Linked DNA regions of Homo sapiens: region 1 is linked to region 2. The links are chromatin contacts, found by Hi-C in ENCODE. All regions are on one chromosome and are shown on one strand. The core of a region is the stretch at or near the end of the contact, and the rest is flanking DNA. Distances in the headings are between cores, read along the strand shown. Region 1 holds the start of THADA (THADA armadillo repeat containing). Region 2 holds the start of COX7A2L (cytochrome c oxidase subunit 7A2 like).

Region 1 (5,029 bases), core at 1,298-3,797, 1.2 Mb after region 2:
AGAGAGCACCTCCTTCAGAGAACAGCTCAGTTAACCAAAGGTGTTTGGCCTGGAGAAAAAGTCAACAGAACAAGAGCCTTAAAACAGCTGCTAGACTGTTTTGGAGAAAAAGGGAATAGATTTATTTGTCTACTACAGACTTTTTTTTTTTTTTTTTTTTTGAGACGGAGTCTTGCTCCTTCGCCCATGCTGGAGTGCAGTGGCGCGATCTGCGCTCACTGCAAGCTCAGCCTCCTGGGTTCAGGCCATTCTCCTGCCTCAGCCTCCCGAGTAGCTGGGACTACAGGCGCCCGCCACCACGCCCGGCTAATTTTTTCTATTTTTAGTAGAGACGGGGTTTCATCATGTTAGCCAGGATGGTCTCGATCTCCTGACCTCGTGATCCACCCACCTCGGCCCCCCAAAGTGCTGGGATTACAGGCGTGAGCCACCGCGCCCAGCCTTAGACTTCTTGTCTTGCTATTAGATTAGTAAAAGTCAGTACAAGCTACAGGGAAACAGATTCCAGATCAATACAAAGGAAAAGCTCTATGGTCCCACTAAGGACTGGGCTACCTTTTAAACAAAGAAATTTTCCAACACCAGGAATATTCAAAGAGAAGATGACTGAATATTTTCTCTTGGACTCCTGAAACAGCTCCCTAACTGGTCTCCTGACTTCTACACTTACCTCCAAAGAGCCCATTCTGTTTACAATCATCAAAGCAATCTCTTTAAAAAAAACTCTCATCAAATTGAATTACTTACTCTCTTCCTTAAAACTTTCCAAGGGTTTCTAAATACACTTAGAATAAAATTCAAACTTGAGGCCAGGAGTGGGGGCTCGTGCCTGTAATCCCAGCACTTTGGGAGGCCGAGGCGGGTGGATCTCCTGAAGTCAGGAGTTCAAGACCAGCCTGGCCAACATGGTGAAACCCCGTCTGCACTAACTAAAAATACAAAAATTAGCCGGGTGTGGTGGCAGGCGCCTATAACCCCAGCTACTCCGGAGGCTGAGGCAGGAGAATGGCTTGAACCCAGGAGGCAGAGGTTGCAGTGAGCCGAGATCGTGCCACTGCACTCCAGCCTGGGAGACAAGAGCGAAACTCCATCTCAAATAAATAAATAAATAAATAAATAAATAAATACTTGAGATTTTGCCCTTCAAGGCCCTAAATAATCTGACCCTGCCTTCCTCCACTCTTCATCTCAAACCAATCTCCTCTTCACCATCTCAAGAGCTTTGTACTTCCTGATGCTCTTATTCCCACCTAAGAGGCTTTACACTTCTCAGTATCTCTGCCCCTTAATGTTCATTCCACATCTTTGCAAGACTGACTCCTTCTCACCATTCATGTTTCTGCTGCAACATTACCTTCTAAAAGCCTTCCATGACCACTCTATCTAAAATCTCACCAATACAACACACGTAGACACCATTTCCGTTAATTTTCTTCATAGCACTTACTAGTACCAGAAATTACCCTAACTTGTAAATTTGTATATTGTCTGTCTCACCTAGTAGCAAACTGAATGAAGGCAGCAACTTTAATCTATTTTGTTCATGTTTCAAGTCTCAATTTCCAAACCAGTGCCTGGCACATAGTAGGTGTTTAACAAACACTTCACGAATAAACAAATTAATTAACAAACATTTGTCAGAGATGTTCTAGAAGGGATATATGTCTTTAAGGGCAGGAAGGTGGACTATCTGGTACCTAAAATGCATTCTACATCTAAGTGACATTCTACATCTTAAGAACCTATGGTCTGTTTGGGAAGTAAGAAATCCATACAGTAATGGCAGGTGAGCAACCACTTAACCAAAAATGGACGCAGCTAGGAAAGTGTCGACAACAGAATAATTTGTAAAGGGATAGTCAGATCTAGAGGAATAGAGGCACGCTTCCTAAGAAAGTGACCATCGTACAAAGCCAGAAGAGACTGGGAAACCTAACTAGGGAGACTATTCTCTGGTGAAAGGTAAGCAAGTTTGCAGGAGGATTTGCTCTTGCAATTCTGAGGGCTACACAAAAGCAGACTCGGTAATTATGCCTGCTCAAATGATGCCTAAACGTGTGTCCTGAAGAACCAGGGTCCCCAAGGGGGTAAATCCCGTGTCTACCGCAAGGCCAGAAGGTGCCCAGTAAATTACACTCCTCCTAGGTCCCACTTACTGCTTCCCTTTAGAACGCTGCTTCACTCTACACCTTCCTGGCTGACTCCCACAAACATTCTCTGGGCGATTTCTGAACCACGTGGAGTCGAGGAATGACAGTGGGAGAAAGTGGTTAAAGTGCTGTCTCCATGGAGACCTTAGCGACCGGAAATCAGTTTCACAGCCGCCGAATCCTGGCGATACCAAAGGATGGGAATTGGTGTGGCTCGCCAGGCAGCCCTAGCAAAACTGGCCGAGCCGAGCTACCGCGGGTCTGGCAGGCAGGACACCTGGGAGCCAAACCTCGTGCACGTCGGCGTCTGAGAAGAGTCGCAGGCGCCTGGTCCAGTCCCGGAAGCAGGTCTCCTTCTACGGCGTCTCCGAGGCTCGCAGCGCGGTCCACGGTCGACTACCGGGTCAGGGCAAAGGGAGGGAGAGAGGGGTAACCTGGAGGAGTCATCGCGAGAATTGACCAAACGCAGCTCCTCCAATCAGGAGTTCGAGGAGGTCGTGACGTCACCGGGGTGGCCGGTAGCAATCCGGTTTAGTTAACCAGCCACTGTACCGTCAGCGCCGCGCGTTCCTCATGGCGTTAGGGCTGACGGGCCTTGTTGCTGAGGGGCCTTCATTCAACGGTCTCTTGTTGAATGAAAAGACCTCATTCTCTTCACATGCTTGGACGCCTGGGAAGCGCTTTTCTCCCAATCCAGACCTTCCACCTTTCTCCCACTCTGTTGGCCCAGTGCAGAGTCTAGGAGAAAACTACGTCTGGGACTCGGGAACGAGTCCAGGGAGTTTAGAGCCTGCGAGATGGGGCAGGGGTTTGGGCGGCGACTGAACGGAAGCCACGAGAAGGATTCGGACTAAAATGAGTAGTGCTGAACCAACGTGTGCCAAAGCGCATATATTCATTCAATAGATAATGAACTCTACTGTCAGAGCGTCGCCAAGCGCTAGCCTTGAAAGCTATCCCCTACTGAGGATACATGTATTACGCAGCACATACAAATTGTCAGATGGTTCAGTCCTTGAAAAATAAATACAATAACGGGGTGTCACTGGGAGCTGCGACAGTGGGCAAGATCAGGAAAGACCTGATGCTATTATCAGGAGTATTAATTTGGAAAATAGAGACATTTCAGTTCTCTAAACGTTAATGACTTAAGTTTTTAATAATTATTTTCTGAATTTTTTATATCAGCTTGCCTTGGTTTTCTTTATAGCTTTACCACATAATGTATGTATCACTATCTTGTTTCGTTCAATTTTGAAGCTTTTGGAATTGCGTATGTATTCTCCAGCAATTTGCTTCTTTCAGCATTGCTTTTCATATTCACCTACAGGTGGCTGTAGTGCTCTTCGCCCAGGCTGGAGTGCAGTGGCGCGATCTCGGCTCACTGCAAACTCTGCCTCCCGGGTTCAAGTGATTCTCCTGCCTCAGCCTCCTAAGTAACCGGGATTACAGGCGCGCGCCACCACGCTCAGCTAATTTTTGTATTTTTTAGTGGAGACGGGGTTTCACCATGTTGCTCATGCTGGTCTTGAACTCCTGACCTCGTGATTCGCCCGCCTCGGTCTCCAAAAGTGCTGGGATTACAGGCGTGAGCCATGGCGCCCGGACCGTAATTTTCCATTGTTTAATATACTTCATTATGTATCCATCCTGCTGCCTCTTAACATGTGCATTATTTCCAGTTTTTGTTCTAAACATTGCTGCTGTGAACTATGTTGTGCATGTCAGCTGGTGAGTGTGTGCAGACGGTTCTCCACCATAATTTTTTCTGGTATTTTTGACCCTGACATAGTAAGAAATACATTGCAGACTTTGAAACTGTGGACGTAGAAGTACTCACACATAACTGAAGTAAAAATTTCTTGAAATGCTACTTTACAGGAGCTGTGAGATTTTATTTCCTTTTTTTCTAAATTATGGTAAAATACACAGCAAAATTTACCATTTTAACCATTTTTAAGTTTTATGTTTTTTAAAATATGTATATTGTTTCAGACCTACTAATTATATAACTCAGTGGGTCCGAACCCCTTTTTTGTTGGCAGACACTGCAACTCTTCACCCTGCACAGCGAGAGGTGGGCTAGGGAGCAAACATAATAAACATATGTTGAAAGGTGAAGCTACTGTTAAAACTTCAGACAAATTAAACTTAACAGGGTTTAATTGAGCAAGGGGAAAAATGATTCTCAAATCGGGCAGTCTCCAGAATCATAGCAGATTCAGAGAGACTCCAGGGATGCCTCGTGGTCAGAGCACATTTACAGACAAAGAAAGGAAAGTGATGTACAAAAAGCAAGTGAGGTACGGAAGCAGCTGGATGGGTTACAGCTTGGCATTTGCCTTACCTGAACACAGTTTGAACAGTAAGCATTGTATGAATAGTTGAAGTATGGCTGCTGGGATTGGCTGAAACTCAGCTATTGTTACAGAAGCACACTCCTAAATTAGGCTTTCAGTCTTGTCTACCTACTAAGTTAGGTTATGGTTCATCCACAAGGACTCAAATATGGAAGTGCAGAGGCTTTCTCAGGCGGTATTTAGTTCAATTTAACACCGCCATGGAAAAAATAGGGGAATGGAAAGTGAGAGTATAGGGGAGGTACATTGCAACTTTAAATAGGGTAATCAGGGTAGGCCTCACTGAGTAAAGATTTCCAAGAGACATAGACACTTGGTGAAGGGGAAACCTTCCATACAGAGGGAACAGCCAGTACAAAGTTTCCAGGGCAGGGCTTGCCTGCTGGGAGAATAGCAAGGAGGCAAGAGTGGCCGGAGCCAAGCAAGGTAAATACTAAGGAGTGGGACAAGGGGCTTTGGATTATATAAGGCTTTCACATTATTTCATGGACTCTTTCATGAAATGAGGAGTGATTTTGA
Region 2 (5,456 bases), core at 1,639-4,138:
AAATGCCATCCCACCAACTGCTTGCTGTCAAGCTGACTTACAAATCTCTACCTGTGCAATTGTTACAGAACCACCTTTTCCATATTATGTTATTTAGTGCATGGCAAATTATTCACTTTACTTACTACTACAAATTACAAACATCTTCATCGTATGTTTCCAGGAAAGGAAAAAGCTGAAGTACTCCTAATTACCAAAGTCAGAGCACCTAGTTGGGAGGGCACCTGTCACAATCACTCAGAAATTTACAATTCATATAAAGCCTACACAGTATCACTTCTTTTCAACATAGTTTAAGAAATCTTTAAGTAACTAAGAAGTTCAAATTCTCAAGAGAAACACGATTCACGAGGAGAGGTACTAGAAATCTGAAAGCCCTATCTATATCAAACTCATCGCAAGGTAATCTCTGCTGAGCGCCCATTTTATTACAATATGCCAGTTTTTAGTCGAAAAATTTACTTTTTTCTTACTAAGCAACAAAACCTAGATTATGCTGAAGATATATTAAAAGAACATAAACCAAGTGTGGTGGTACACATCTGTAACCCCAGCCACTCAGGGGGCTGAGGTGACAGGACTGCCTGAGCCGGGGAGTTCGAGATCAGGCTGTGCAACACAGCAAGAACCTGTCTCAAAAAATATTTTAAAAAAATAAATAAAAGAACATCTACTACCACCAACAGAATAAACTGTGATATATTTATAAAATGAAATCCCACAGAAGAATAAGAGGATAAAAGGAATTAACTACTGATACGTACAACACGGACTAACCTCAAAAATATTTTTTGAGCAGCCAGACACGGCGGCTCACATCTGTAATTCCAACATTTTCAGAGGCAAAAGCAGGACGATTACTTGAGCTCAGGAGTGAGTCTACAGTGAACTGTGACTGTGCCATTGCACTCCAGCCTGGGTCAGAGCTGGTTCCATTTACATGAAGTTCAAAAAAAGGCAAAACTATCTATTTATGATGATAAAAGTCAGAATAAGAAGGTGGCAGGGATTGACAGAGGGTACAAGGGAACTTCCTGGGATGATGTAACATCTTGCATATTGAGGGAGGTGTGGTTATACAGTACATGGGTTTGTCCAAACTCATCAAACTGTAACATTTAATATCCATACACTGGAGAATACATTTCATAGAAGCAGATGATAGAAATGGCCATTTTCTCACATAATCTGTAAAAGAAGTGCAACACTGCTGACTATTCCTTCCTTACAAGTCATTACCAATTCGGTTTCAGTGAGACCACACTGGTTTCCCTTCTCATCCGGACTATTCTTTAAACACATTCTCCTTCTCCACCCTTCCCTCATGTTTCTATACTCTAACTATAATCCAACCTTTCTTCCCTACAAATTACCACCTATGGGCTGAAGACACCCAAGTTTATTAAACTCCATATTCAAAAATCTAGCTGCTACCAAGCATGACATATCACAAACTCAACATTTATAAACCCTAAACTCTTCCTTCCCGTTCCCACCGCAACTCCCCCACTAACCCCCGAAAAAAAAAAAAAAAACTTGCCCTTCTTATCTGAGATTAGAATCATCTGTTTTTGTTTTTAGAGACAGGGTCTCACTATGTTGCCCCAGGCTGATCTCAAACTCCTGGGCTCAAGCGACCCTCGGCCTCGGCCTTCCAAAGTGCTGTGATTTACAGGCGTGAGCCACGGTACCAGACCTGAAATCTTTCTTAAACATCTGCCTCTTGGGCAAGCTGCAGTGTCCCACAGAAAAAGGAAATGAAGCAACAGTAATGGAGTATCCTTTACACCTCATCTGGGCCCCTCACTACTGCAGTCTAACTGCGTATCTCACCGACACTTCCCACACTTCTCTAGAGGATTAGGAGGGAATATACTATCTCAGACAGCTTCTGGTGAACAGTTAACACTTATCCAGAACCAACCACCTGCCCAAACTGCTAGTCACTTGACACACTTCATTTAATGTGTACTAACGCCGCCCTGGATGAAACTGAGCTCACAATAAATTAAATAACTTGGCCAAGGTCACACAATTAAAGCGGAAAACGCCATGATTTGAAAAGGCACGTCTGGGGCTCTAAAATCCCTCATGTTTACCCCCAACACATGCTGGAGAGTCAAACTCCAATTGGTAGAATCTGCGTGAAATGGAATACTTTTCAGACAACCCAAACAACGAGCATCTGTCAAATATTTTACAATCGGGAAAGTGTAACCTCGCTGCATGCAACTTCCCTCCCTGGACGTGTTAAGTAACCTGTTAAATTTCCCAACCCAGATCATAGCCCCCCAACCCCCTGCACCATGGTTTCTCTAAACGCCTTTATAGCCCCGCGCTCTCTAATCTCGAGCTCAAGTGAGGCTGCCTATGGGGCTCTGGCAGATGACAAACGACAAGGAGGCCGAAAGCCAGATGTCTTCGAATTGAGGGAGAAGGCCGGACCTCTGACTCGGGTCACACTGGGGACCCCCACAAACCATCCCTTTTAGACAAGTGACCCCGGGGGTCACCTTGACCCCTGCAGTGAGCCAGACCAAACTTCCACGCCAGGCCAGCCCCCGCCAGGTGAGCAGGTACACAAAAAGAAGCCTCAGTGACCACCGTACGCTGGTGTGGAGAGGCCCCGGGAGGTGCAAGGAGAACAGAGACGAACTCGACCGCGGGCAGAAGCCTCCCCTGGCTCCAACGCCGCGACTGCCTGTCGCCGAGGCTAGGGCCGCCACTTCTCATGTCCGAGCTGGCCAGGCGCCACTCGTACCTGCGGGCTATAGGCCTCCGAAGCCCATGCTCCTGCCAACTTCTGCGTGAAGCCACTAAACTTGTAGTACATGACGCCCAGAGTCCGGCTTCCCGCATCCGCTGCCAACGCGACCGCCCCAGAGAAGGACCCCGCCTCCCCGGCTGTGGTCCCGAGACTCAGCGCAAGGACCCGGTGCTGGGACTAGGGCTGCCCGAAGATCGCCTAACTTAAAACCTGCACACTTAAGCCGCATTGGGGAACCAAAAGCCAGGGTTCTCAGGACCACGAAAGGCAAAACCAGCTCTAAGAGAGCACGCAAAGTCGCTGTGGCGGAGTCTGTAGGAAATATGAAGTTCCCTCTTTCCCCCATTCAGATTTGGGCAGTGCCACGACAACTCAAGAAATGCGCAAGCGCTCCACGGACTAAGCCCGGCGGACTAAGCCCGGCAGTGTCGGAGTCAGGTGGAGCATGCTTTAGGAGGGGCGGGCTCCAGGCGGGGCCTGGGGGGGAGAGGGCGGTGATTGGTGGGCGTGGTCTGGGTAGGGGCGGGGCTACATCGAAGCCGGTTGGGAATTCCACCATCCGAGAGAGTCTGTGCTGCGGAGCCACCGTCTGGTCGTCGGGTTGAAGGCGTCTCTTGCTTTACCGAACTTTAACTGATCGTAGTCTCATTTATTTCCTTCCGACCTAGAGCACCTCTTATCCAGAAGCCACCACCTGCTGTTGCTCAGTCTGCCCAGGAGTATAGACTTGTCGGCCAAGCTTCCCCTGGCAACCTGGGAGTTGAAGCAAATAAGAAAATTTGGAAGCACCTGCTGAAGGCTGTTTAGTACCCAGGGCTGTTGGGAGATTTGCCCCAATAATATAAAAGTAGCCTCCTGGGCTTTGTGCAGAGGAAATACACATGCAGAGTGATCTAAAGCTCAGGTACCAGGATGTAAATGTCACACGGTTTCTCAGAACTGGTTTTTATTCTCACCTGAGTTTTAAGGTCATTGATTATTCATCCTTTTCCTGGCCTCTGCTCTTTGCGATAAATGAGGTAGGGGGAGGGTGATCAGAAACACTTGTAAAATCTGGACCTTGAGCCTGAAAGATCTGGAACTACCACTTTCAGTTCTGGTAGTATTCGCTTCAGTTCAATTTAAATATGTCTGTTAAGCCTGTGCTGTGTGCAAGGTACTGTGTAAAAGGAGTATACTAGTTTCTTACTCTCCAGGGATGGACTCAGGCTTTTCTTAGCTTCATCATCTAACCATAGGTTTACACAAGCATATTCTAGATGCACTTATGAAATCATGTTGCAAATTGATGGATGATACTAACCTATATATAGCATTGCCCTAAACTCATTTAATCTTCACAACAATCCTATAAGGTAAATGCTATTATCATCTCCATTTTAGAATACAGGAAAATGACGCCTGGAGAAGCTAAGTAACTTGCTCAGGTCAGGGATAAGTGGCAGAGCTAGGCATTTGGCTCAAGACTTCCTACTGTTAAGCACTATGTTACAAATAAATAGATATGAAGCCATTCTGAAAAGAGGAGGATCAAGGCTGAGCATTCCAGGGTGAGGGTGTACACCAGCATCCTGGTTGCAGGCTTACGTTCAAGAGCCCCAAGTATTCAGCACCGCCAATATGTTGTAAAGGTTTCAGCGAATTCATGTAAGCCAGCCCAAAGTTGCCACTTTTACAAAGAGACACTGTGATATAATGGAAAGAACATGCAATTTGGGTTTATGTCCATATTTCTCCAAGGATAAGTGGTTTGGGACTAGTGATTTCCTTTTTTTTTTTTTTTTTTTTAAATTCTTTTTGAAACAGGGTCTCACTCTGTCCCAGGCTGGAGTACAGTGGTGTGATCTCGGCTCATTGCAGCCTTGACTTCCCAGGCTGAGGTGATTCTCCTACCTCAGTCTCCCGGGTAGCTGGAACCACAGATGCGCGCCACCACGCCTGGCTAATTTTTTGTATTTTTAGTAGAGATGGGGTTTCACCATGTTTCCCAGGCTAGTCTCAAACTCCTGGGCTCAAGTGATCTGCCAAACTCAAGACTCCCAAAATGCTGGGATTACAGGCATGAGCCACCGTGCCAGGCCCACCCCATGTTTTGATACTGAATAGATTCAGGAAGATTTTTCTACGACAAAAAGTTCGACTACCTCAAAAGAAAATGATCCATTGACATTAGCCTTCTTGAGTCCCAGGCGCTAGCAAATATTGAGTGAAAGAAAAAGCCTTTCATAGAGTTTAGATTGAAAAGAGAAATTAAATGATTTGGGACAGCTACTGTCTCCATCCCACTGACTTCTGGACATATTTTGGAAGAAGAAACGAAAGAATATTCTCTAACTTTTAGCAGCACTAAGGTGTACCAGCTTCTTTTATAAGGTGCCTGTCAACACTGGTTATTTTCTTAAAGTTCCTGCCATCTGATTTTAGATCCTGCAAGACATAAATTAAGAATCCTGAAAATGTTACAACAGCCAGGCTGTTCAGTGGGAGATAAAATGTCAGTAGCAGAGTGTGGGTTGGGATGTCACATGGAATGGCTGATCATGGGAAGATTTTGTCTCATTTCCCAAATAAAACACAGCACACTCTGACAGTACTAAGGCACCCTATTCTCATTCGTATTTGCATATCCCATCCAACATCAAAGACAATCTTTTTTTATCACGATCCCTTCAGGTTGTTCCCCACATTC

The links. A loop is a pair of places that touch in the nucleus more often than their neighbours do. Pooled maps may share reads with other maps.
Region 1: a map of natural killer cell shows a loop between it and region 2 (10-fold over the local background). The contact joins the promoter of THADA here to the promoter of COX7A2L in region 2. A Hi-C loop is called at or near these places in 5 of 168 maps with a recorded cell type or tissue (B cell, heart left ventricle, naive thymus-derived CD4-positive, alpha-beta T cell and 1 more), 2 of 37 single-sample maps with no recorded cell type and 17 of 50 pooled maps.

What each region holds. Positions count from the first base shown.
Region 1 is chr2:43,593,491-43,598,519 of GRCh38, forward strand. THADA (THADA armadillo repeat containing) reads right to left here and starts at 2,548. Exons shown (of 38, transcript NM_022065.5): 1 at 2,441-2,548.
Region 2 is chr2:42,358,329-42,363,784 of GRCh38, forward strand. COX7A2L (cytochrome c oxidase subunit 7A2 like) reads right to left here and starts at 2,889. Exons shown (of 3, transcript NM_004718.4): 1 at 2,762-2,889. The coding sequence starts at 2,833. RefSeq lists enhancers at 2,062-2,806, 2,580-2,899, 2,807-3,550, 2,920-2,979, 3,540-3,629 and 1 more and a silencer at 3,180-3,349.